Linked DNA regions of Homo sapiens: all the other regions are linked to region 1. Evidence: read pairs that join two places in POLR2A ChIA-PET (ENCODE). Cell type or tissue: Panc1. All regions are shown on one strand.

Region 1 (8,000 bases):
ACAAAATTTGCAGAGATCCAGCTTGCCTTGCTGGCTGCAAGCTGTCGGGGCCAGCCTGGGAAACCCCAGGGAGCTCTCACTGTCTTTCACCTTTGAGTACGAAGAGGAAAGTTTGAGAAGCACTGGTGTAGGGAGAAAGGGAAAGGAACCAGGATGAGCTGCCATTTTATGGCAGGCATCAAGCTGGGAACCTGCTTCCTCTCATCTCTTTCTGACTTTTAGACAACGCTAAAGGTAGGTGTAATCGCCCCATTGTGCAGATAAGAAAACGGTGGCTCTGGGTGGGGTGACGTGGCTTGCCCTAAATCACACTGTAAGTAAATGGCAGAACTGGATTTAAACACAAGCTGAAGCCCAAACTGCCTCTCACTTCATGGAGGATGGGACATGCACATTCACATTCACTCCCTGATATGGTTTGACTGTGTGCCCACCCAAATCTCAACTTGAATTGTAGCTCCCAGAATTCCCACGTGTTGTGGGAGGGACCCAGGAGGAGGTAATTGACTCATGGGGGCCGGTTTTTCCCGTGCTATTCTCGTGATAGTAAATAAGCACGAGATCTGATGGGTTTATCGGGGGTTTCCGCTTTTGCTTCTGTCTCATTTTCTCTTGCCGCAGCCATGTAAGAAGTGCCTTTTGCCTCCCACCATGATTCTGGGTCCTCCCCAGCCAGGTGGAACTGTAAGTCTAATTAAACCCCTTATTCTTCCCAGTCTTGGGCACGTCTTTATCAGCAGCGTGAAAACGGACTAATACACTCCCCACACAGTTTCCCATTGTTGATTGTGGGTAGCATTTGGGGGGCTATGCTTTCTGTTTACACATTCCATCTTGCTTCCAATTTTACTTACATAGAGCAAGCATCACTTTTGTAACTACAAAGATAATAAAGAAAAAATAATAAATGTTGCACAAAAAATGGTGTGGCAAATAGAAAACGGACTGGGCCTAGGCCTCCAGGACGTGAGTTCACGTCCAGTAAGACACGTCTCTGAGCCTCAGTTTCTTTATCTGTTGAAAATGCATGCACTCCTTGCCTCCCTCGTCAGATCAGGTGAAATAGGGAATTGAAATGAGGCCATAGGACCACATAAGGCAAGGCAGAGGTGGGCTAAAGACTGCGCAAAGCACCAGTGGGAAGCTCTGTCCAAGCTGCACTGTGTCCCCTCCTTTCTCAAGTTATCTTTGAATTAATAACATCTTTCCTCCAGACATACTATAAATCATTAAAAAAAAAAAAAAAACCCTTCTATTACCATTCAACTCCAAATGACAGGCCTGGGAGTGCAGCCGGGAAGGACATTTTCCCTTGTCTTCTCTGCCACTGCAATGGAAAACCCCAAGCAGACCACAGAATTCCCTGGAGTGGGCATGCATCTTTACACACACGCACAGACCAAAGGAACTCCAGGTCCAAGAGCAAAAGGGACAATGTGACCCCAGAGGATGCTGTTTTATGAATGTTCACCAATGCCCAAAGAGCGTTTGACAGAGGCAGCCTAGGATCTCATCCCATACAGCTGCTGGGCACATAGGAACGGGCACATACCCTTGTGGAAAGAGAAACATGGCGGGGAGGAAAGATGAAAAGCCAAAACCCAGAGGCAGGTGAACATCCACACGTGCCATCTGGTTTGTATCAACCCCTTACCGGCTGTGTGCCCTCGGGCAAACTGCTTTGCACTTCGGTGCCTCCCTTCGCTGATCTGTAGCAGGGAGATTAACGGCAGTACCGACCCCATGGACAGGCGTGGAGATTAGACGGGAAAATCCCCACAAAAATATGCCCATAGTGCCTGCCAACTCCAACTGCTCAACAAACGGCAACCACCACCACCAGCAGCCTCATTTCTTTTTCTTTCCTCCCTCCCGTTTCTGCAAACAGGATCTCAGCTCAACAGTAAGGACTTTGGCCTGGTGTATAAAGACCCAGCCGAGCCGGAATCAGTGGCCGAATACTTTTAAAAAGGATGAAGGGAGCCCGAGGCTCTGACAGTGAAGTGGCTGGCCCTAAATCACACTGCAAGTAAGAGGCAGGGCTGGACTTAAACGCAAGCTGAAGACCTCTCACCTCATGGAGGATGGGGACATGTACTTTCACATTCACTCATCAAGCAGTTTCCCATTTTCAAGAGTTGGGGGGCTTGGCTAAAGCTGCATGCAGACCAGCAATGTCTGAATAAAACTGCTTTGGAGAGGCTGGGAGAGAGCCCTTCTCCACCCTGATGTGGCCATGAAAACGCTGGTCCCACCAAGACACCAGGAGGCAAAGAGAGAGAGATCCAGACAAGAAACTAATTAAAAAATGGTCATTTCAGGCTGGGCGCAGTGGCTCATGCCTGTAATCCCAGCACTTTAGGAGGCCGAGGCGGGTGGATCACCTGAGATCAGCAGTTTGAGACCAGCCTGACCAACATGGTGAAACCCCATCTCTACTAAAAATACAAAAATTAGCCGGGCGTGGTGGCAGGCACCTGTAATCCCAGCTACTCGGGAGGCCGAGGCAGGAGAATCGCTTGAACTCAGGAGGTGGAGGTTGCAGTGAGCTGAGATCGCACCACTGCACTCCAGCCTGGGGGGACAGAGTGACACTCCGTCTCAAAAAAAAAAGGTCATTTCAGACCCTCCTTCTCCTTGTCAATTTCCTCTAGCTTTTTAGATAACAGACCTAGTTTCTGATAACTCCACTCAGATCTAGAATCTAGATTTCCAACCTCTGTAAAATAGGTCAAACAAGTATTTATTTATAGACCTATCACCCAAGACACTGAACTTGGATATGCCCAGTCCATCAAAAATGAATCTTTTTCTTTTCTCTTTTCCATTAGAGACAACCTAAAAGTGTTGATGGGGCATGGCTCGAAAAAAAAAATCTCACTAAGTTTCAGTATTCAGAGCTGGAAAAGTGAACATTCAATAAATATTATAACAAAGGCATGTTCCCCCAGAATACCCACATCTCTCCGGAGCACAGCGAAGACCTTGCTTAAACCACCGCTGTCTTGCTCATCCTGTCAAGAAGCAGGGGCAGCTGCCAGCTCTGGAAGGAAAGCCTTCTTTTGCAGAGAGGTAGAGTAGAGAGGGGAAGGGAGAAGTGAGAGTCAGCAATACAGCGTATGAATCAGACAGCTGAGCTTCCAGCGTTGTTTTGTGTCCTCAGTGCTATGTAAACATGATAATAAAAAAAACTTGTTCAAAAAATAATAAGTGGATCTTGGCTGAGGCACAGTCATCTCCCACAAAGCAAACGATCTATGGTATGAGAAATTAGTAACCTCTCTGAATTAATCACAGAAGAGTGGAATCTTTCTCATAAGATCTGGAAAGAATTCAGGCCTCATTATGAAGGCCAGGACTTTCTTGCAGATAGCAGATTTCCTCCTGGGCTAAAACGAAATCTCAAAAAAAAAAATAGACTTACGAAAAGTCATTGTAGCTGACTGGTTCAAGCTGACTGGTACAATCAAGACCTGCTCTGGTTTCTGTTTCGGAAAAGTAAATATTTGATCAAAGCACACAGTTTTCAGACCTGAAGTCATTTCAGATTAAGTAAGAATTTCGCTTGATGCAGTCAAAGTGCCTGTGTGATGGCCTCCCCATCCCCAAGGCCTTCCCCATCCTTGCAAAGGTACAGCAGTGGCCACGGAGCAGAACGCAAGCCCCTGACTGGGAGTCCATGGGGATTCAGGGTGCGCAGCGTAGGCACAGCCCTGGCGCTGTGGGGCTTGCGGCCCGGGAGACACCACGAGATCATGAAACAACCATACCCACTCTGTGACTTTGGGCAGGTCCCCCAAGCCCTGAGCCCCTCTTCGTTGCTGGGCTGTACCTGGGAACATTCAATCCCCCTTGCAGCACTGCATCCCCCCAACCCCACCCCCGAGCCCCCACTCCTGCTGGCGGCCTTTATCTCGCTGTCTCTGTGTGTCCATCTCTGCCTCTCCCAGCCTCCTTAGCCAGATCCCATTTTCCCCAACACCACTGGCCCTGCTAGATGCATTCGCTCTTGCTCACCCTTCAGATCTCAGGCAAGGACCCCTTCCCTGAAACCCCAGACCACACTGGCCCTGCCCTGATCCTCCAACCCTTCCCACTTCCGTTTTTTGTGTGTGCTTGTCTGACTAGCATCCGCCTTAACCAGCTGACAGTCCTATCAGCTCTGTGAAGGCAAAAGAGTCTCTTCTTTTGTTCGCTTTTACAAAAAAAAGTCCTGAAGAAAATTCTAAAGGTAGGCAGGCAACACACATAAAAACATAGCCCAGTCATAAAGACAGAATGCCCAATACATGTTGGGGGCGGGGGTTAAATTTAAAATTTGGGCTGAGCGCGGTGGCTCTTGCCTGTAATTCCAACATGTTGGGAGGCCGAGGTGGGAGGATGGCTTGAGCCCAGGAGTTCAAGACCAGCCTGGGCAACAAGGCAAAACCCCATCTCTACAAAAAATTTAAAAATTAGCCAGGCATAGTGGTGGTGCCTACAGTCCCAGCTACTTGGGAGGCTGAGGTCGGGGGATCTCTTGAACCAGGAGATCCAGGCTGCAGTGAGCCATGATCATGCCACTTACACTGCAGCCTGGGTGACAGAGCAAGACCGTATCTCAAAAAGAAGAAAAAAAGTAAATAAGTAATAAAACTTGGTAGGTTTTACAATTCTGCCTCTAGGCTTAGTCTCTATGTCACTGAAAACCTGTTTCTCCATGACTTTCAGGCAAATTGTTGTCACCCAACCCTGCTGTGGGACTGCTGGGGGTTGGCCCCAGGCTTCACTGGCCCTGGGGTTCCCGACACCCACAGAGAGCTACTCCCTGCCCCTCCCCCGCCAGTCCTGCTGGGAGCAGACACAAGGGTGATTCTGCGGGCCCCATTACGGCAGCTCATTCCCACCAACCTCAAGAGCCCCTTCCTGCCTCTTCCAAATTAGCTTTCACCCTTAACAAAACATGCCAAAATGATATGTCTCAGTAAATTATATGATTCTTACCTGTGGCCAGAAGTCTTGTTTTTTCCGTTTTGTTTTGTTTTGACCCATTCTCAGTTTCGTATAACCCTTTCAGGCAAATTTCTGCACCCAGAAGATATAATTTTTCAGCACATGCCGCAAAATCCCAGGTACTGAGCTCAGGACAAAAAAGAAGGGGGAAAAAAATCCCTCCTCCCTTTTGGATCATTTGCATTCCTTTCCCGTAAAGGAAACTTGGAAACGTTTCAAAAGCATCGAGTATTCGGAATCAACTAAAAACCCGAATTCTTCTGTCTTTTTGTCTTTTTTTTCTTATTTGGTCCCCTCAGTCACTTTTTCCCCTCTTCTACCCTTCAGAAAAGGCAAAATACCAGTTACCTATCTAATAAAATGAGTGCCTCCATTTAATCAATTTGAGAGATTCACTGGGTTTTATGGGAGGACTAGATTTGGGGGTTTAAAACATTATTCCTCAAGTTACAGAGTGTTGGGCTAGGAGAGCTTTGAGCGTCGACCAGCTAGGGGAAGGGGGAGGAGGCTGAAATGGAAAGAAAGAGACGGATGTTTCTCAAACTTCTTTAGCTAACACACTGCGAGTCTGGGACTCGAACCCAGGGCTGTCTCTCTCCACCACCGCCAAGACGTGTTCTGTCACTGCTTCTGCATCTATTTCTGGGACTGACCCACACCTCCTCTTATGTAACTGGCTGGGGGAAAGAAAAAAAAAAACGAGTTTACACGGTCACAAAGCAATTTGCAATTATCTTCTTTCTAAATATTCATAAGCTGGGATTATTTTCCCCTTTGGATGACAACACAGTCGATGACATCGCTGGAAAGTCTTTGGTTGACTTAGTTTTTCTGAGGTTTTCACACCCAAAACCTTGAGCAAAAATGAAGGATGATGAACAAATCCCAAAGGTGCTTTTCCTTAGAAATGGCCAAAAGCGTTCACCTTACAATTTAAGCAAGAGGTGGAGACCTTTCATCTTAGGATGGGGGCACCCCACCTGGGCTGCCATGCACCTCCCTCCTGGGGAGGTGGGCTCCAGCCCAGCCACAGCTCATTTCCTGGGCTGCGTCTCCCTGTTCCCCTGAGCAACCAAGCCCAACCCAGCCACAGCTTTCTGAGATGAAGCCAGCACTTTTGGTGACAGCACATGCCTTGGGCTTAGCCTCCTCCTTTTGTCCCATTCTTCCTATCCCCACTAGGACCTGAGCCACCCGCAAGGCGCTCTGCAGCTGGGGCAGAGGGGCCATTTGCACATTCCAGAGTAACTGGCTGCACTTAGCACTGTGCCGGGCATGCAGCCCCATCTGAGTGACAAGACAGTCGCACCCCAGACTCCACATCCTGCACTTAGTGCTGGGAACACCAGGACTTCTGCAAGTGGCAGACTTCCAAACTCCCTTAAAAATCTCTTTGGGGATCACAAAGAAGAGATTAGGAACATTTTTCAGAGCATGAAGCCCAGATATTTATCGTCCATGGATATTTTCTGGCCAGTGATCACATTCACATCATTCGTGGAAATCTCTGGCATCTACTGCACTTATTCAGACCAATTTGCTCAGTAATCAGTGCAGGTGCACTTCTGTCCTGCTTCCTAAGATATGCAATCCAGTTGGGCATGGAAGCCGCTAGAACAGAAGCTCAGATCCAAACTGAGGCACTTGAGAGATCACACTGTCGGAACCTCTCATCTCCCAGATAAGGACCAGGAGCAGGCCATCTGCCCCAAACCAAGGCTGACTTTCAAGCCTGATAAACAGGGAAGTTGGAGACTTCTTCTGCATGTTGGGCAATTAAGCTTATAAGTGGAAGTCTGCGCCCTCAACTACTTTCAGAAACAGATTTAGAAACAGATGGTTTTTGTGTTTTTGGTTTTTTTGAGACGGAGTGTTGCTCTGTCACCCAGCCTGGAGTGTAGTGGCATGATCTCAGCTCACTGCAACCTCCGCCTCCTGGGTTCAAGCGATTCTCCTGCCTCAGCCTCCCAAATAGCTGGGATTACAGGCGACCACCACCATGCCCCGCTAATTTTTGTATTTTTAGTAGAGACGGGGTTTCACCATGTTGGCCAGGCTGGTCTCGAACACCTGATCTCGTGATCCGCTGGCCTCGGCCTCCCAGAGTGCTGGGATTACAGGCGGGAGCCACTGCGCCTGGCCTAGAAACAGAAGTGAGTATCATTTCCCCCAAGGAGAGTTGGGTTTTCAAGTTTCATTAAAGGTTGTGTCTGCGGGTGCAAAGTGAAAATGATACATTGAGGCAATTATCCAGATACGTAATGTCAAACTACCAGAAACTTTGCCTTAATTAGTGAAATAACTGAAGCAAAAAATGAGTATATGCCTAATTCCCGGAATAGCTGGCTCGAGCTCTCACCTGCTCGGGGGGTCAGAGGCAGAGCCAAGGGGATGGTGAAGTCAGTCCCCACGCTGCAGTGGTTTACATGCTGACCACTCGGGAGCAGAGTGGCAGTTACCAGGACATGGGTTATCTAGACAGCTGGAGTTCTCATCCTGGCTCCACGGCCTGACACTTAGCCCACCTCAGTTCCTTATCTGAAAAATGGGGATGATGTGACAATATGTAGTCTAATGGAGCCACAGGGAAGACTGAGATAATCCATGGGAAGCACCAAGCAAGGACAGGGCACCTGGGAAGTTCAGGAATCGTTGGCAGTGCTCCTCATCATGGTAACCATCACTGTCACTGTTATTCCTGTTTCCACCTGCTCTTTGGCTTTTTAGCTGATGGGCCGGGTACATGTCCAGTCTGGTCTGTGTCACACACTTCCACATTTTATTCCAGCGTCTCCTAGAGGGCTGGCTTGCTGAAATGCATCCGAAATGAATTACTTTGCTGTCTGTTGCAATAACTAGTCCTTCATATTCAAATCCAGAAAAAGATCAAAACACATATATTTTAATGTCTTCTAAGTCCGTTGTGAAAAGCATCACTATGCTCTTATTAAAAATTCTGCTTTCATCACCTGCCTTAATATCCCTGTTCTTGAATTAAAAAAAGAAGT
Region 2 (8,000 bases), 220 kb before region 1:
ATAAGTTCAGAAAGCACCTGAGGTCCTGCTGACCCTACTGCGCCCCTCCACAAAGCCCCCAAGCTCTGCGTGACCACCGTCCACATGGCTGGAGCCACACAACATCCCTCAGGGATGCAGCTCTACCTCCGTCTCCACAACCAGCCCTGAGCCGCCGCGGTCGACAGGGTGATTTTGTTCATGTATTTTTGCTTGCTTGTTGTAAAATAAACATAACATAAAATTTATCATTGTAACCATCTTGAACTGTACAGTTTTGTGGTATTAAGTTCATTCACATTGATTTGCAACCATCTATCTCCAGAACTTTTCATCAAGCTATACTGAACCTCTGTACCTCTTCAACATTAACTCCCAATTCCCCCTTCCTCCTAGCCCTGGCAACACCATTCTAATTTCTGCCTCTGTACATCTGACTGCTCTAGGTCATCATGGAAGTGGAATCATGCAGTGTTTGTCTTTTGTGACTGGTGTATTGCACTCAGCAGAATGTCCCCAAGCTGTACCCATGTGTAGCATGTGGCAGCATGCCTTCCTCTTTAAGGCTGAATAATATGTTTCACTGTATGCATATGTCATAAGACGGAGGGTTTTCAGGGGCTGCAGCCCATCTCTCCTGTGATTACCATCAGATCACACTTGTCACTGTCCCAGCCTTGGCCCTGAGTGAAATTCTGAGAAATGAGACCCCTTCTCATTCTCAGGCCTCAAGCTCTGTCATCCTTGACTTTCACTACTTCTCTCGTGATCCTCCATTTAGGAACCTAGATTTCCAGTCCTTCTTTCCAGGATCTGGACAATCCATGCCCTCTACCCCAGAACTGTGTACTCACTGTTTGTCCAGAGGTCCTGCCTTGGGCTGTGCCCTGGCCACCAGTCAAGACACTAATATCTCGTCCCAGAGCTGCCTAAACCGCCTGGATTTCACTGAGTCTGTGTCTACTCTGCTCTACCTGACAGGCAGATCTTTCTCTCCACTCCTGTACAGGGGGAGGGTGTCGTTCTGAAACGCACCATCCCCCCCAGGAGAATGTGTCGACAACGAGCCCAGCCTCCTGTTCATATTCCAATTTTCTCCTCTTCTACTGCCCATCACCAAACACCTCTCTGCAACTTCCAGACCTGTGTCTGTCCAGACCCTCAAAAGCTAGACCCAAAACAGGGTCCAGAAAGCATATGTCCAGGTACACTCACAGCCAGAGGGAGTTCCTCCCTTGAGTGATGACACCAGTGAATCTGGTCAGGCGCCGAGCATCCACTTCAATCCACTGCTGGAGGTCATTTCTTCCCGCGCACCACGCTCCGTCATAAAAATCATTTTCATTAATGCCCGCCTAGAAAGAAAGAAAGCGGTGTTCTTCAAAAAGACTCTTAATTGAAGAAAATTAAGACATATCTTTTCCTGAGGCTGAGAGGAAGGGAGGGAGGATAGGAGAAGAAAATGAGGAAGGTGTTAAAGAAAAAAATAATTGTGCCCTGAACTCCTCATCCTAAATCATAAAAGGGAGTTGCTTAGTATCCACAAGTTGAAAATATTTCAATATACCATGTCCTCTTTTTGCCCAGTGTGAAAGATGAAATTTAATGAGTACTCCTACTACTCATTCATCTAGCACACATAAACCATCTCCCACACAGCAGCCCACGCACACCAGGTGCTGGGGACGCAAAGGTGAATCGTTCCCTCCCAGAACCTCGCCATCTAGGCAGGAAGAAAGATGTGAAAATAGATGAATTAGAACACAGTGGGGCCGGTGCTATTTCAGGAATATGAGCAAACCGCTGCGGGAGCATTTAAGGACAGAATCACTAACTTAGTGTGGGGCTGATCATAGACAGAAAGCCCCAAGACCAGGGGATACTTGAAGTAGGTGTTGAAGGGTAAGTTTATCCAGTGAACATTTGTTTGTTAGTGTTTAAGTCATTTGATGTGTTCAGTATCAGCTGCTATTACTACCAAAAATTCTTTTTTTTTTTTTCAGAGATGGAGTCTTGGTATGTTGCCCAGGCTGGCCTCAGACTCCTGGGTTTAAATGACCCTCCCTCCTCGGCCCTCTGAATAGCTGGGACTACAAGCACACACCACCATGCCCTGCTCCAAAATTCTTTTGATCTGAATTTCCAAGATAGGTAAAGTTTTTGCTCTGGAATTTTCTCTATATTATCACCATGTGAAGAGATAATTCCCTGACTCCTCGCCTCCCAAAAAGGACATTTGAACCAAGTGAAGCATCCTCGTTTATTAACCCTATTTTTCCATGGCTATTTCACAGAGCTATTTTTTTTTTTTTTTTTTTGAGACGGAGTCTCGCTCTGTTGCCCAGGCTGGAGTGCAGTGGCGCCATCTCAGCTCACTGCAAGCTCCGCCTCCCGGGTTCACACCATTCTCCTGCAAAGCTATTTCTTATGATCAGATTAAAAAAAAAAAGTCTGAATGATAAAAATGATCAGCCAGCCCATCTTCCCTATCTCTGAGCATTTCAACTCAAATTCTGGGGACAGCCTTACTTTTAATTGGCAATGGAAATGTGAAACTAAGAGTCCAGCTATAGGCGTGAACAACTTGGCCAAAGGTTCTGCTGAGCAAAACTCTATCCATCACTGTACCAGCTAACATAAGCGTTCTATCAGGACAAAACCACAGTACAGTGTTAGACATCTGAGGCTTAGCAGAGAAGAATAGAACTGCCACATAGCCTGAGACATGTACCCTATAGAATCATGGAAACTGGAAGGAACTGTCCATCAAAGACTACTGAACAGGATTTGAAATTAAATTTAAGGCTCCTGGTTTTGCCAGCCTGAATATTTTGTTTCTGCTGCCAATCTCAGTTCTTTCTGAGCACACTGGACAGTCAATTAAATGTAGCACAGTGTCAGGGGAATGGAGAGCTCTTCCCAAAGATGACTCATTGGGAAGTGACAGCCACCTCTGCAAAATCGATTATGAATTTAAAAAGCAAGTGCCTGGGAGAATTCAGTGAAAGAGGAGGTACCAGCCCCAGAGATGTTACAAAATTATACCATCGTGCAATAAATGATATTCAGATGATGCCTCCGAGAAACCACGAGAAGAATGCATTCATCTCTTTCTCTTTAATAATGTAGGGAAATCGCTGATAAATTTTGGAGAAATTTCAACTAAAAGTTGGTGAACCAAAAGGTTTGATTCTTTAAAGGGTACACTAGTCTTGAAAACGTCACTAACGTAGAATGAATCTACTACAATACCAAAAAAAAACTGAGAATTAATGTAATTTTATAAAGGAAATTAAATTATATGCATTTTTTTTTACCTTAAAGAAAGCACACCAATGCCCCTAACAGACTCAATTTTGCTTAAGATAAATGTGGGAATTATCAAATCCAACACAAAGAGAAAACCTGATACTGTCTAAGGTCAATCTAAGAGGATTTTTCTGTTTCAAGATGATGGGATAAACACATTAGTTTTTCTGTGTTCTTCTCTCAAAAGTCAACCCCAAGCAAAGAAAGCAAGACACAGAAATACAACTTTGATCTCTGATAAAACCAAAAGACATATGAAAGCCCTAAATTACAATATATGAAGACAGAATCAGATGGAGGAATCCTGAATGACTCAGCAAGAGAAGGAAGTGCAAACGTCAAAACAGCACAATAAGAAGCAAGCCACACAGAACCTTAGAAAAGCTGAGAACCTGGGTTTCAAGATACCTTTGGGAGGTGAGGGTAAGGCAGGACTCAACAGGCAATTGCTTCAAAATGTGTATTAAAAAAACAACTAGACTGGGCACAGTGGCTCACGTCTGTAACCCTAGCTACTCAGGAGGCTGAGGCAGGAGAATCACTTGAACCGGGGGGCAGAGGCTGCAGTGAGCCAAGATTGCACCACTGCACTCTAGCCTGGGTGACAGAGCAAGACTCAGTCTCAAAAAAAAAAAAAAAAAATACAATTAATTCCCCCATATCTCCACCCCCACTCCACAGAGGACCTGAAATTTTTCTCTGAAAAGAAAGCAAACTGTAGAGACCCTGGATTGGGGATACTAGGCACAGAGGAGGCAGGGGTGCCGTGATGGATGAAAACAGTAACCTCTGGGGGCATCAGCACACTAAAGAGTGACATGTTCCAGCTCCTTCCCCCAACCAGCTATAGAACACCATGCAGTCAGGTTTATAACAAACAGAAAAAAAAAATGCAAACTATAATAGAGAACAGAAAAAAGGCTTTAAAAATCTATAATTAATATTTCTAGAAAGGTCTTGATTTCATGAAACAAGAACAGAATACTCTAAAAAAGGAAAAAGCACTGAACAATAAAGAGCTCTTGGAAATTAAAATGTGAAAGTTGAAATTTTTAAAATGTCAGCAACTTTTAAAATAGAAAGGCTTTCTATTTTTAAAACAAAAAGGCTAAAAAGATAAAGTTGAAGAAATCTCACAAAAGGAAAACAGTACACAAAAATAGACAACAGGAGAAAAATAAGAAAAGCAGAGGAAGAAATCCAGAAGAATTTTAGGGGGAAAAAAACGACCAAATAAAAACTGTACTTTCCCAGTTAAGTCTTCAAAACATGTAAGAATCTAGTACACATAATAAACTAATATACACACCATGGAATATCATTTTGAAACTTCAAAACATCAGAAATAAAGAAAAGATTCTAAAAGTTTCCAAAGAGGAAACAAGCAGTAAAAGGAACACACACAAAGAAAGAAAGAGGAATAAGAATGACATCAGAATTCTCAATAGCAGCATCTGAAGCTAGAAGAATGGAGGGATGGTGCTTTCAAAGTTCAAAAGGGAAAGATTTTTCATCCTAGAATTTTTACACTCAGCCAAACTATCAATCATGATGGCAAAATAAAGACATTTTCAGATTCACAGACTCTCAAAAAATCTATTTTTCATACACCATTTCCATGAAGCTACTGAAGCAGCAGTCCCCAAACTTTCTGGCACCAGGGACTGGTTTTTCCACCATCTGGGGGTGGGGGATGGTTTTGGGATAATTTAAGCATATTATATGTATTGTGCACTTTATTTCTATTATTATTAAATTGTAATATATAATGAAATAAAATTACACAACTTACCATAACGTAGAATCAATGGTAGCCTGAGCTCGTTTTCCTGCAACTAGACATTTTCATCTGGAGGTGATGGGAGACAGTGACAGATCATCAGGCATTAGATTCTCATAAGGAGCGCACAACCCAGATCCCCTATATGCACAGTTCACAGTAGGGTTTGCGCTCCTTTGAGCATCTAATACCACTGCTGATCTTACAGGAGGTGGAGTTCAGGCCGTAATTTGAGCAATGGGGAGTGGCTGTAAAAACAGGTGAAGCTTTGCTCTCTGGCCTGCCACTCACTTCTTGCTGTGAAAGCCCCGTTCCTAACCGGCCATAGATTGGTACTGGTCTGTGGACGGGGGACTTGGGGACCCTGTACTAGAGGATGCACTCCAAAAAAATGAGGCAGAACACTACAGAGAGGAATATATCAGACCCAGAAATCAAGGGTTCCAACATAGCAGAGAATTATCAGAATGATGGTGAAGAAGACCCAAGACAGTAGACATGTAGGAGACCCAGAGAGTAGCCCATTCAGAATGCAGCAGGTGAAATGGCTTCTGAAAGAGTATCTAACAGAAACGTAAAACACAAAGCAGGACTAAAAACCACTGAACAGATGTGGCTGCATAAAAAATGATATTGAAGGTTTTTTTTGTTTGTTTGTTTTTTCAGATCCAGACCTATTGCAGGGTGTGGGGAGAATATGTTCTTAAAAATACAAGCAGGCCCAGGAAAACAAAAGGTTGTTAAGAAATGATATGAAGTAAATATTTCCTGACTCAAAATTAAAGTATTTCTTGGCTCAGTAAGTAGGAAGCAAAATTTTCAGTCATAATAATGAAAACCTTAGATACAGATTTACCCAAAAATTGAGCTACAATTTTATTGGAAAGATGGAAGAGAGGAAAGGGGTGATAAAAATGGGTGATAGCCTCATCTTCCAGAATAGGGATCTAAAACATCAAGTCTACATCTATAAATTGATACAGATCAATATGTGCATATTATTTAGAAGTGAAGATTTCAGGCCAGGTGCGGTGGCTCACGCCTGTAATCCCAGCACTTTGGGAGGCCAAGGTGGGTGGATCACTTGAAGTCAGGAGTTCTAGACTAGCCTGGCCAACACGGTGAAACCTTGTCTCTACCAAAAATATAGAACATTTGCCGAGTGTGGTGGTACAGGCCTGTAATCTCAGCCACTCAGGAGGCTGAGGCAGGAGAATTGCTTGAACCTGAGAGGCGGAGGTTGCAGTGAGCCGAGATGGCACCACTGCACTCTAGCCTGGGCAACAGGGCGAGACTCTGTCTCAAAAAAAAAAGAAAAAGAATTGAAGATTTCAATTCCCAAAGAGACAATTAAAAAGAGTTTCCAGTAGCTGTGCCATCCACAGTGCTTGATGGTAGTCAGGGGCCGGGTGGAATGTGAAGTGTGTTTGTTTGTTATAAAATTGATTAAAACAAGTTTTAAAAAGCAATTTTAAAAAGTAAAAGGAAAGGGATACATAGATATAGAGGGTGACTGATACAATGTCTACTGTTGATTCTTTCATTTTTCAGGTATCTACAGAGCATTGACTACGTGCTAGGTATTATGCAAAGGGCTTTGATTTCTGAGAGATAGAGACAACAGTGAATATCAAAATCATTCTGCGGCAGTGAGTCACTGATCTGCACTGTACATATTTCATAATCATGGGCTGCCTCTACACAGAAACATCTGGAAGCAAATAAAAAGTCATATCCAAGTGAATGTAACTATTTAGTGACTCCAGGATAATTGACTTACAGCTGCCTCTCTGCAGACGTATCCCAGGGCTATTTGGAGAGAAACAGGATAAAGTGATAGTTATTTTAAAATATTTTTGAGAAAAAAATTTAGAAGCAATAGCTGAAACTATAGATTATCAGCAAGTTAATGCCTTTTCAGGGGGAGGTTATCTAAAAAACGTTAGCTGTGACATTTGATTAGTAAAGTAAGTAATCTGCCATAAAATGGCCATCATGTGGTCTGAATGTCTGCCTTCAATAAACCTCTGTAATAAACCACTGCTATAAACCCATAAAACTTTCCAGGTGCAATCTGCTGATCCTTCTGCAAATTGGCAATGCACCTTGTCCCAATTCCAACCTTAATCATCGGTAAAGTAGGCTGTACAAAAACACTGTATTCATTGTTTTTGAAGCAACTTTTAAAACCAAAACCAATTTCTTAACTATTTCCTTGCATTGGCCAAGGAAACTAGTAAACATCCACGGTTTAAAATTAAAAATATTTAAAAATAAATTCTATTCAACACACCATAAACCATTTATTAACTATTTAAAAGAAGAAAAGATGAAGAAATATACTAACTGAAAAAGAAACAGGCAAATGTTTTCACATCAACATTCTAATTCAATTTAACTCCAATCTGGGAAATGCTTTAGCCATTAACATTGTATATCTATGGAACAAGTTTAATTCTTAAGCAATTATTAATTCATTTATGAGTGACCCAATAAAGATTGTGTGTATCCTCCTATGCACTCCAAGAAGGCAGCACAGCTCAGAATCGCCTTCAGAAATGCATGCAGGTCAAGTGCAAGTCCTCATTCTACAGCTCATTATTTAAATACCCCCAGTTAGGTCAGTTGATCTATAAAATGAGGATAGAAATAAAATATGTGATAATACCATTGTCACAGTTACAAGTATTTTGTATGGTGCCTGGCACAGAAAAGACAGTCAATACATGGAAGCCACTGGGGGTACAAGTATGATTCCCTTTATGTTTAGTATGTGCCTGCTGTGACCTGTGATTAAATTTGCTTTATGGTACAATTTCAGTTTTGTTCTATTAATAGTAAGTTAGGTCCATTTAGCCCATTGACAGATGTTCTTTGTCTGAATGAATCATCCGTGTTTCTTAGATATTCTATTTTTATTGCTTCCTGTGGC
Region 3 (8,000 bases), 330 kb before region 1:
CCAGTCATCCTTGGCTCTATAGCATCTCTCAGGATTGCTGAACCACATATGTGTGCATGTAGATGTGAATTTAGGTGTTATGCATGAACACATGAACCATGGATCCCCACCCAGGCAGACCTTATAGAGATAAGGTATATTTTCTCCCCCAGGACATTTCATTCTTCTGCAGTGACAGGTCCTCTGTCTCCTAATCCCACCATCCTCTGGCCCATCAGGAAGGCTCGAGGTTTACCCCAGCCTCATCTCTCCCTCCAGAAAGCCACTTTCTTGGACAAAGATGCTTACATCCTGCAGCTCTTTCTCCACGCCCTTCTTGAATGACTTCTACTTGCAAGGTGGCTGAGTACATCACACATTGGACAAGGGATTACCTCACCTGACTCCCTCCACCTGTGACCCCATGGTATCATCTTCTGTACATCCACAGCAAACCCACTGGGACCGAAACAACTAGAGAAACCCGAAGACCTAGCAAATGCCATTTTGGTGAGGACAGAGACATTTCCTGTTTCCATCTCTGCTTTATCCCCTGAGCCTTGCACAGTGCCTGGTAAACAGTGGGTGTTTGTAAATACTTGATAAATAAGTAAATCAATGAATCGGTGTTCACCCCAGCCTTTAGTCCTTTTCCTGCCCTCCTGTTACCAGTGGCTTAGGATTCCTTATAACCAACAGTGCATCAGAGAGATGCAGGCAGAGAGATTCCTGGGCCTTCACTGGTCCAGGTCTTGAAATGGTGAATTCAGAACATCTTTCTACTCAGTTGTCCCATGCATGGGTCATTTGCCCCGGCTCACCTTGCAAAGATACCTCACTTGGTGTTACAGATGCCAATGGTGACCAGCGCCAGTCTCCTCAGTTCTGTCCAAGGGCTCTGCATTGCTGGCTTTTCTCACTGGGCCCTCTGTGGGCACCCAGGAGCCCACCAGCCTTCACACAAGTGTAGCTTGAAAGTGCAGGGAGTGAGCACCCTGGGGATAAGCCTTGGCCAATGGGAGGGGAGCAGGGGACAAAACCTCCCATCCTGCACATGGCCATAGCAAGACCATAGCAAGAGGCATTCCATAGGCTCCCGCTGCCATTCACAGTGAACTTCATCCTAGCTTCTCCCCTACCATGTCCCTTTCTCTGTTCCCTCCCTCCTGCTTCCTGGAACCACCCCCCAAATGACTCCCTGCACTCAAGTTCTCATCTCAGACTTGACTGTTGGGAACCCCCAAACCAAGGCACACAGTTAGACAAAATATCCCATTGTGGATATTGTTGCTCCAAACTCCCATCTTGCAATCTTTTCAATCGTCTGTCCTTTACTAAATGCCAGTCTCTCAAAATTTCTGCTGCTTGATAATTGGAAAAAACCTCAGGCAAGTTCCTGGCCATCCCCAGGCCTCATTTTCCCATCAGGAAGAAGGAAACAAGCACACCTGTCTCCCCAGTCTCCCTGCCTGGCTCACTGGGCAGGCAAATGTGTGGGAGGTGATTGCAAAGGTACCAGATTTGCCAAATATACGCTTGCAATTAAATCCAAAGGCCTGTCCCACAGTTGCTTGACTTTTTTTAAAGGCCAATTTATCCTCCTTTCTTAAAGACTAAACAATTTTTCCACTTCATTTATTAAAATAAAGCTCTTTAACTTGCACGCTTTTAGACAAAAGCAACAGTACTCTGAAATGACCCCATCACTTCTCAGTGAGAAGCTGTGCTCCCTGTTCTTTGTGCTTCTTGGGATTGCAAGTGCGGCCTTTGTGAGTGCTCTGTGGGCCTGGAGCAGCCACACGGAAAGGCTCACAGCTGAACCCAGCAGTAGCATCACCTGCCTTTCCCCACCCTGGTTTTTTTTCCCTTTCTAATTTGGGGTCCTCTTATAGCTCCTCAAATACAATGTACTCGTGTCCCTCAGAGCCACTGCACAGACTGTCCCCTCTCCCTAAAGAGACCCCGCTCTTATCCTCCCCCTCCCCTACCCCACCCAGTCAGCCAGCTGAACTCTGGTTCATCTTCTGCATCCGGGTGAAAGGTCACCTTCCTTGCCAGTCAACCCCCACCCTCCCACTGCAGTCATCAGAGATGAGCAGCCTCTAAAACCTGCCCTCGAGGTGCACATACATGCCTTTGCTGTCACCTATGTTAGAACCACAAGGCTGGAGTCTTTCCACCTTAAGAGTTCCCAATGCCTATTCGATGGGACCACAGCAGACACTCAAGAAAGGCTTTTCACAAAGCTCATCTTAGAACAAACCTGCATTTTTAGGGATTCTGTGCCTCTTTGAGCCTCTAGGGAGCAAGTAGAGGTGATTTGCAGGGAGAACTTGGGCATTTCCACACCTCTGACCTTACAACCCTCAAGAGCACCAACATCCCGTCCTGATGCTGTGTGATCCCCGCTGCTCCAATAGTACTGTGGGTGTTGGCACAACAGACAGAGCCTGAGCTGGAAAGAGATTCTCACAACCAAAGCTAGGGCTGCAGGCGAAGGACATCGCCAGTTAGCAGCACTATGGAGAGAAACTCTGCTCTGAAGAAAAGTCCGTATATCACTATCCAGAGGCAGTGGATCATGAACAAATACTCCTGTGAGCCAAGTGCACGGGTTTGGTTTGCCTCCTCTGTACTAAAAGGGGTCAGGGTAGGGTAAGCGCTTAGTATGGCTCCACCTGTGGAGCCCTCTGTGAGGCAGCCTCACCTCCTCATTTGCATAATGGAGCTGAGGGGAATTTCCTGCCTCCCCTAGGGGTTGCTGAGAAGAACAAATAAAACGATGGATGTGCAAATCCTCTATAAATTGCAAAGTGCCATGTAAATGAAAAAAATATTTACCCTATATTCCTAAAAAAAGAAAAAAAATGAGGGCAATAGAGTTGACTCCAAAACATGAATTTTTAAAAGCAGCACAGGATCCTTCTCGGCTGTCTGCTGTTCTCTGTGGGCACCTTGCAGGTGCTTAGTTCCACCACCTTTCCTCTGCAGATGAGGACCCTAAGCCAGAGCAGAATGAAGTCACTTGCTTGGAATCACACAGGCAGTGAGTGACAGAGTCTGAACTCAAATCACTTCCTCTTTCTTGTGGAAATAAAGACCAACCAAATGGGAATGAGCTGTTTATTCCGAGCTTGCTTCAGCAAGGGAGGCAGCCATCATCACTTGTGTTTTCATAGAAACTCACAAGAGGAAAGGCAGGGAGAGGCCAGCCACAGTGGCTCACACCTGTAATCCCAACACTTTGGGAGGCCAAGGCAGAAGGATCACTTGAGACCAGGAGTTTGAGACCAGCCTGGGCAGCATAGTGAGATGCCCATCTCTACAAAAAATTTAAAAAATAATTCACTGTGTACGGTGGTATATCCCTGTAGTCCCAGCTACTCAGGAGGCTAAGATGGGAGGATCACTTGAGCCCAGGAGATCAAAGCTGCAGTAAGCCATGTTTTTGCCATTGCATTCCAGCCTGGGAGACAGAGTAAGAGACCCTCTCTAAAAAAAAAAAAAAAAGCAGGCAGAGGAGTGGGAGAGCTTCATAGCAGAAGAAAAGGAAGCTTCCGGTGGTCCCTGACTGGAGGCTGCGGGCACAGGAAGCTGTAGATGGACTAAGTAGAAGCAGAACATTCTATGTCATTGGTTAGGGGAAAAATAAAAATCTAACCTTCTCTGGTTGGTCCTAAGTTGGAAGCAGGGACAAAAACTAGGGAAGCGGTTCTTTATTATTGGAGCCTTGGTCATTTTGGACAGACTGTTACAGAGGTTACTGTGTGGCTTCCTGAATTGCGCTAGATATAGTGGCCTGGCTTCCTGCAAGTCTGACTTATAAATAGTAGGCTGGTTTCCCAGGCTAGTTTTCTGGACTGGTTGCTGCAGGTTGTGGGTCAGAATTCAATTGCTATAGATGGTCAAGCCTTCCTTGCACTATATAGTCAGTCTCTCACTTTCCTGTATCACCTGACTCAAAACCCACTGCTTTCACAAACAGGATGTCTTTCTTTATCAGGGTTTTAGGAACATAGATAATTTTATCCTTAATGAAATAACTAAGCAAGCAAGCACCCTAGGAAGCTCATGACCTTTTCCGTTATCCAGAAGAAGGATCTCATAAAGTTCTTTATTGATCAACTAGAAGAGAGGAAGCAATGTTTGGAAATAGCATGTTTTCATACTCTGTAAATTCAGAATTGTCCAGGATCACTGATAGGTGTTTACCAGGCTGAAAGTTTCCACCCAAATGTGTGAACACAGCAGCATTCACAGCTCCAACAAGGTTAGTGTACACAAACATTTTTATTCTCATCCTCTAATTCCTTTTTGTTGTTGTTGTTGTTGTTGGTTTGTTTGTTTTTGTTTGTTTGTTTGTTTGAGATGGAGTCTCCCTCTGGTCACCGAGGCTGGAGTGCAGTGGTGCAATCTCGACTCACTGCAACCTCCACCTTCTGGGTTCAAGCAAGGCACGTGCCACCATGCCCGGCTAATTTTTTGTATTTTTTAGTAGAGACGGGATTTCACCATATTGGCCAGGATGGTCTGAATTTCCTGACCTTGTGATCCGCCTGCCTCGGCCTCCCAAAGTGTTGGGATTACAGGCGTGAGCCATCACGCCCGACCCTCGTCTTCTAATTCTTAACAATGGCTGCCAAGTTATGAGGTGAGGCCCAATGACAGCTCGGGCAATGTTAGAAATTGTAGGCGATTTGGGGAGGATGCTGGGAAAGGGCCTCAGTGCATAAAGGAACATCTGAAAACAGCTGAAAACAGCCCAGTAACAGTGTTATTCATTTTAGTCACTGTGTAGTGTTTTGGCTTCTGGTATCTAAAGTTCTCAGGCAGATTAAATTATGAAAATGTAAGCAAAATTGTTCCTGAGTTCTGTGTTGCTTATGAGTTGGAGATGTTGACTTTTGCACCATCAGAGAGACCTGAATTGGAGTCAACCCAGAAGCTCTTTGAACCTCATCTTTTAGGAATTTTCATGGAGGCTTCATCATATAGACATGGTAAATTATTAGCCCAGTCTCTATCCCCTGTCCCTCTCCTGGAGGATGGGATGTGGGGCTGGAAGTTCCAAGCTTTTAATCATGGCTTGGTATTTCTGGTGATTAGCTCCATCCAGGAGCCCACTAAGAGTAGCCTCATTGGAACAAAAGGTGCTCCTATCACCCAGAAAATTTCAAGGGATTAGGTGCTCTGTATCAGGAACTGAGGTCAAAGACCAAACATTCAAACAAAAGATACACCTAGCACCTCTATGGCTCAGGAATTACAAGAACCCGGGGACAGAGACTAAATATATATTTCTGATTGTAAATCACACTATCACAATATTGCTCCCCCAAAAATACTCAGGGTCCTGTTCTGACAGATGCAGGGGATATTTAGAACCTCAGGCTGAGTTCCCCGGAAACAGCTTCTGGGATAAGGATGTGTGTGAAAGAAATTTATTGGAAAGTGAGTCCAAGAAAACCTGATAGGGGCGTGGAGACCTTCGATCAGGAAAGGAAGGCACCAAGCAAAGATGTGATGTCAAGGAAAACCTTGGCTCAGTCCCATGGGAAGTTCTGGGGACCGTGTAGAATCCAACTCAGAAATATCCTGATCTAGGAGCGAGAGAGCTGGGGTATTTATAGACTCACACCCATCACTCATTGGTGGGGGAGTGCTCCAGAGAACAGCGTTCCCAGGCACTATGGCTCTCCAAGCACAGGCAAGTGAGCTCTGAAGGCTGAGGGCAGCCCTATGCCTGGAGGGGCCAGTGCCCTCTCTTCGGAGTAAGAGCTCACCTCTCAGCAGTCTTTTGTTTGTCCATTTGTCTATGTAAATGAGATAATAATTTTGTGCCTACTAGGAAAGACAAGAGCTCTTTGATACTTGGAACTGTGAGTTTTTATGAGTAGCAGCTAAAATGGTAGAATTGAAGCTATAAACTATCTACGGGATCATAAGTCTAGGTGTCTATAATTCAGAAAACTACCTTTCATTGTGTATTTGATGTTTTTGTATATCCAGAGCGTATTAATAAATTGAATTTTAAAAGTCTCTTAAATTAAAGGAGCTAGGTTGGGCGCAGTGGCTCACCCTTGCAATTCTAGCACTTAGGGAGGCCGAGGCTGGTGGAATCTTCAGAGGTCAGGAGTTCAAGACCAGCCAGGCCAACATGGTGAAACCCTGTCTCTACTCAAAATACAAAAATTAGCCGGATGTGGTGGTGCATGCCTGTAATCCCAGCTACTCAGGAGGCTGAGGCAGGCGAATTGCTTGAACCCAGGAGGCGGAGGTTGCAGTGAGCCAAGATCACGCCACTGCACTCCAGACTGGGAAACACAGCAAGATTCTGTCTCAAAAAATAAAAAAATAAAAGAGCTATATTTTGGTTGGATACAAACACTTCTAGAAATGAAATTTTCCCAAATTACGAGAAAATAAGGACATTAAACTTTTAATACTTGAAGTGTGTCAGCCAAAGCTAACTTAAAAGCATTTTAGGAATCCATATAATTAAGGTAAATCTTTGGCAAATGAGACTAGTTTAATAATTTTGATTAATAACAAGGCAGCTATGTCTTTCTAATTAATGCTATGTATAACACGAGGTAGATTTTATTCTACTATACACACTGTTTCCTAACCTTATTCAGGTTTACTGCTCAAATAAGCTAGCATTATTCCTAGTTAATGTTTAACACTACAAAAAATGTAAATTTGTGTTCAACTAAATGGTATCATTATTCTGACAGACTGTATACAGACATGCCTCATTTTATTGTGCTTTGCCTTATTGTGCTTTACACATACCTCATTTTTTTTATAAATTGAAGGCTTGTAGCAACCCTACAATGATCCGTTGGTGCCATGTTTCCAACAGCATATGTTCACTTTGTGTCTCTGCATCACATTTTGGTAATTCTCACAATATTTCAAGCTTTTTCATTTTGATTTTATCTGTTATGGTGATCTGTGACTAGTGAGTTTTGATGTTATTATTGTAATTGTTTTGAGGCACTATGAACTGCACCCATGTAATATGGCAAACTTAATCAATGAATGTTGTGTGTGTTCCGACTGCTCCCCTAACCAGCCCTTCCTCCATCTCTTTCCCTTTTCTCAGGCCTTCCTGTTCCCTGTGATAAAACGATATTGAAATTAGTCCAGTTAATAATCCTACAGTGGCCTCTAAGTGTTCAAGTGAAAGGAAAAGTCACACATCTCTCACTTTAAACCAAAAGCTAGAAATGATTAAGCTTAGTGAGGAAGGCATGTTGAAAGTTAAGGTAGACCAAAAGCCAGGTAACTTGTGGCAAACAGCCAAGCTGTGAATTTAAAGGGAAAGTTCTTGAAGGAAATTAAAAGTGCTACTCTAGTGAACACACAAGTGATAACAAAGCAAAACAGCCTTATTGCCAATATGGAGAAAGTTTGAGTGGTCTGGATAGAAGATCAAACCAGCCAAAACCTTCCATTAAGCCAAAGTCTAATCCAGAGCAAGGCCCCAACTCTCTTCAAGTCTATGAAGTCTGAGGGAGTTGAGGACGATGTAGAAGAAAAGCATGAAACTAGCAGAGGTTGCTGCATGAGGCTTAAGGAAAGAAGCCGTCTCCATAACATAAAAGTAGAGGGTGAAGCAGCAAGTGCTAATGGAGAAGCTGCAGCAAATTATCCAGAAGATCTAGCTAAGACCACTGATGAAGGTGGCCACACTAATCAATGTATTTTCAATGTAGACAAAACAGCCTTACATGAGAAGTAGATGTCATCTAGGACTTTCATAGCTAGAGAGAAGTCAACGCCTGACCTCAAAGCTTCAAAGAACAGGCTGACTCTCTTGTTAGGGGCTAATGGTGACTTTAAGTTGAAGCCAATGTACATTTGCCATTCTGAAAATCTTAGGGCCCTTAAGAATTATGCTACATCTACTCTTCCTGTGCTCTATAAATGGAATAACAAAGCCTGGATCACAGTACATCTGTTTATAGCACGGTTTATTGAATATTTTAAGCACACTGTTGAGACCTACTGCTCAG

Evidence for each region. ChIA-PET counts read pairs that join two places held together with the same protein. Peaks named below come from ENCODE experiments on the same cell type or tissue, not always from the same donor. Only the 100,000 strongest peaks of a DNase experiment are listed, where the experiment ranks them.
Region 2: POLR2A ChIA-PET joins it to region 1 with 12 read pairs; 1 of 35 experiments calls an interaction of 5 or more read pairs at or near these places.
Region 3: POLR2A ChIA-PET joins it to region 1 with 7 read pairs; 2 of 35 experiments call an interaction of 5 or more read pairs at or near these places.

Annotation. Positions count from the first base shown.
Region 1 is chr10:124,060,781-124,068,780 of GRCh38, forward strand. All of the region lies in intron 1 of CHST15 (carbohydrate sulfotransferase 15), which reads right to left. Among named protein-coding and RNA genes, the nearest start is that of CHST15, 29 kb to the right of the region's middle. In Panc1, no CTCF peak of the experiment used is centred here; DNase peaks (open chromatin) are centred at 3,291 and 3,401; H3K4me3 peaks cover 289 bases.
Region 2 is chr10:123,841,155-123,849,154 of GRCh38, forward strand. CPXM2 (carboxypeptidase X, M14 family member 2) reads right to left here. Exons shown (of 14, transcript NM_198148.3): 4 at 1,195-1,334. Among named protein-coding and RNA genes, the nearest start is that of CPXM2, 47 kb to the right of the region's middle. In Panc1, no CTCF peak of the experiment used is centred here; no DNase peak of the experiment used is centred here; H3K27ac peaks cover 1,590 bases; H3K27me3 peaks cover 38 bases.
Region 3 is chr10:123,727,059-123,735,058 of GRCh38, forward strand. No RefSeq gene overlaps it. Among named protein-coding and RNA genes, the nearest start is that of CPXM2-AS1, 46 kb to the right of the region's middle. RefSeq lists an enhancer at 2,309-2,808. In Panc1, no CTCF peak of the experiment used is centred here; no DNase peak of the experiment used is centred here.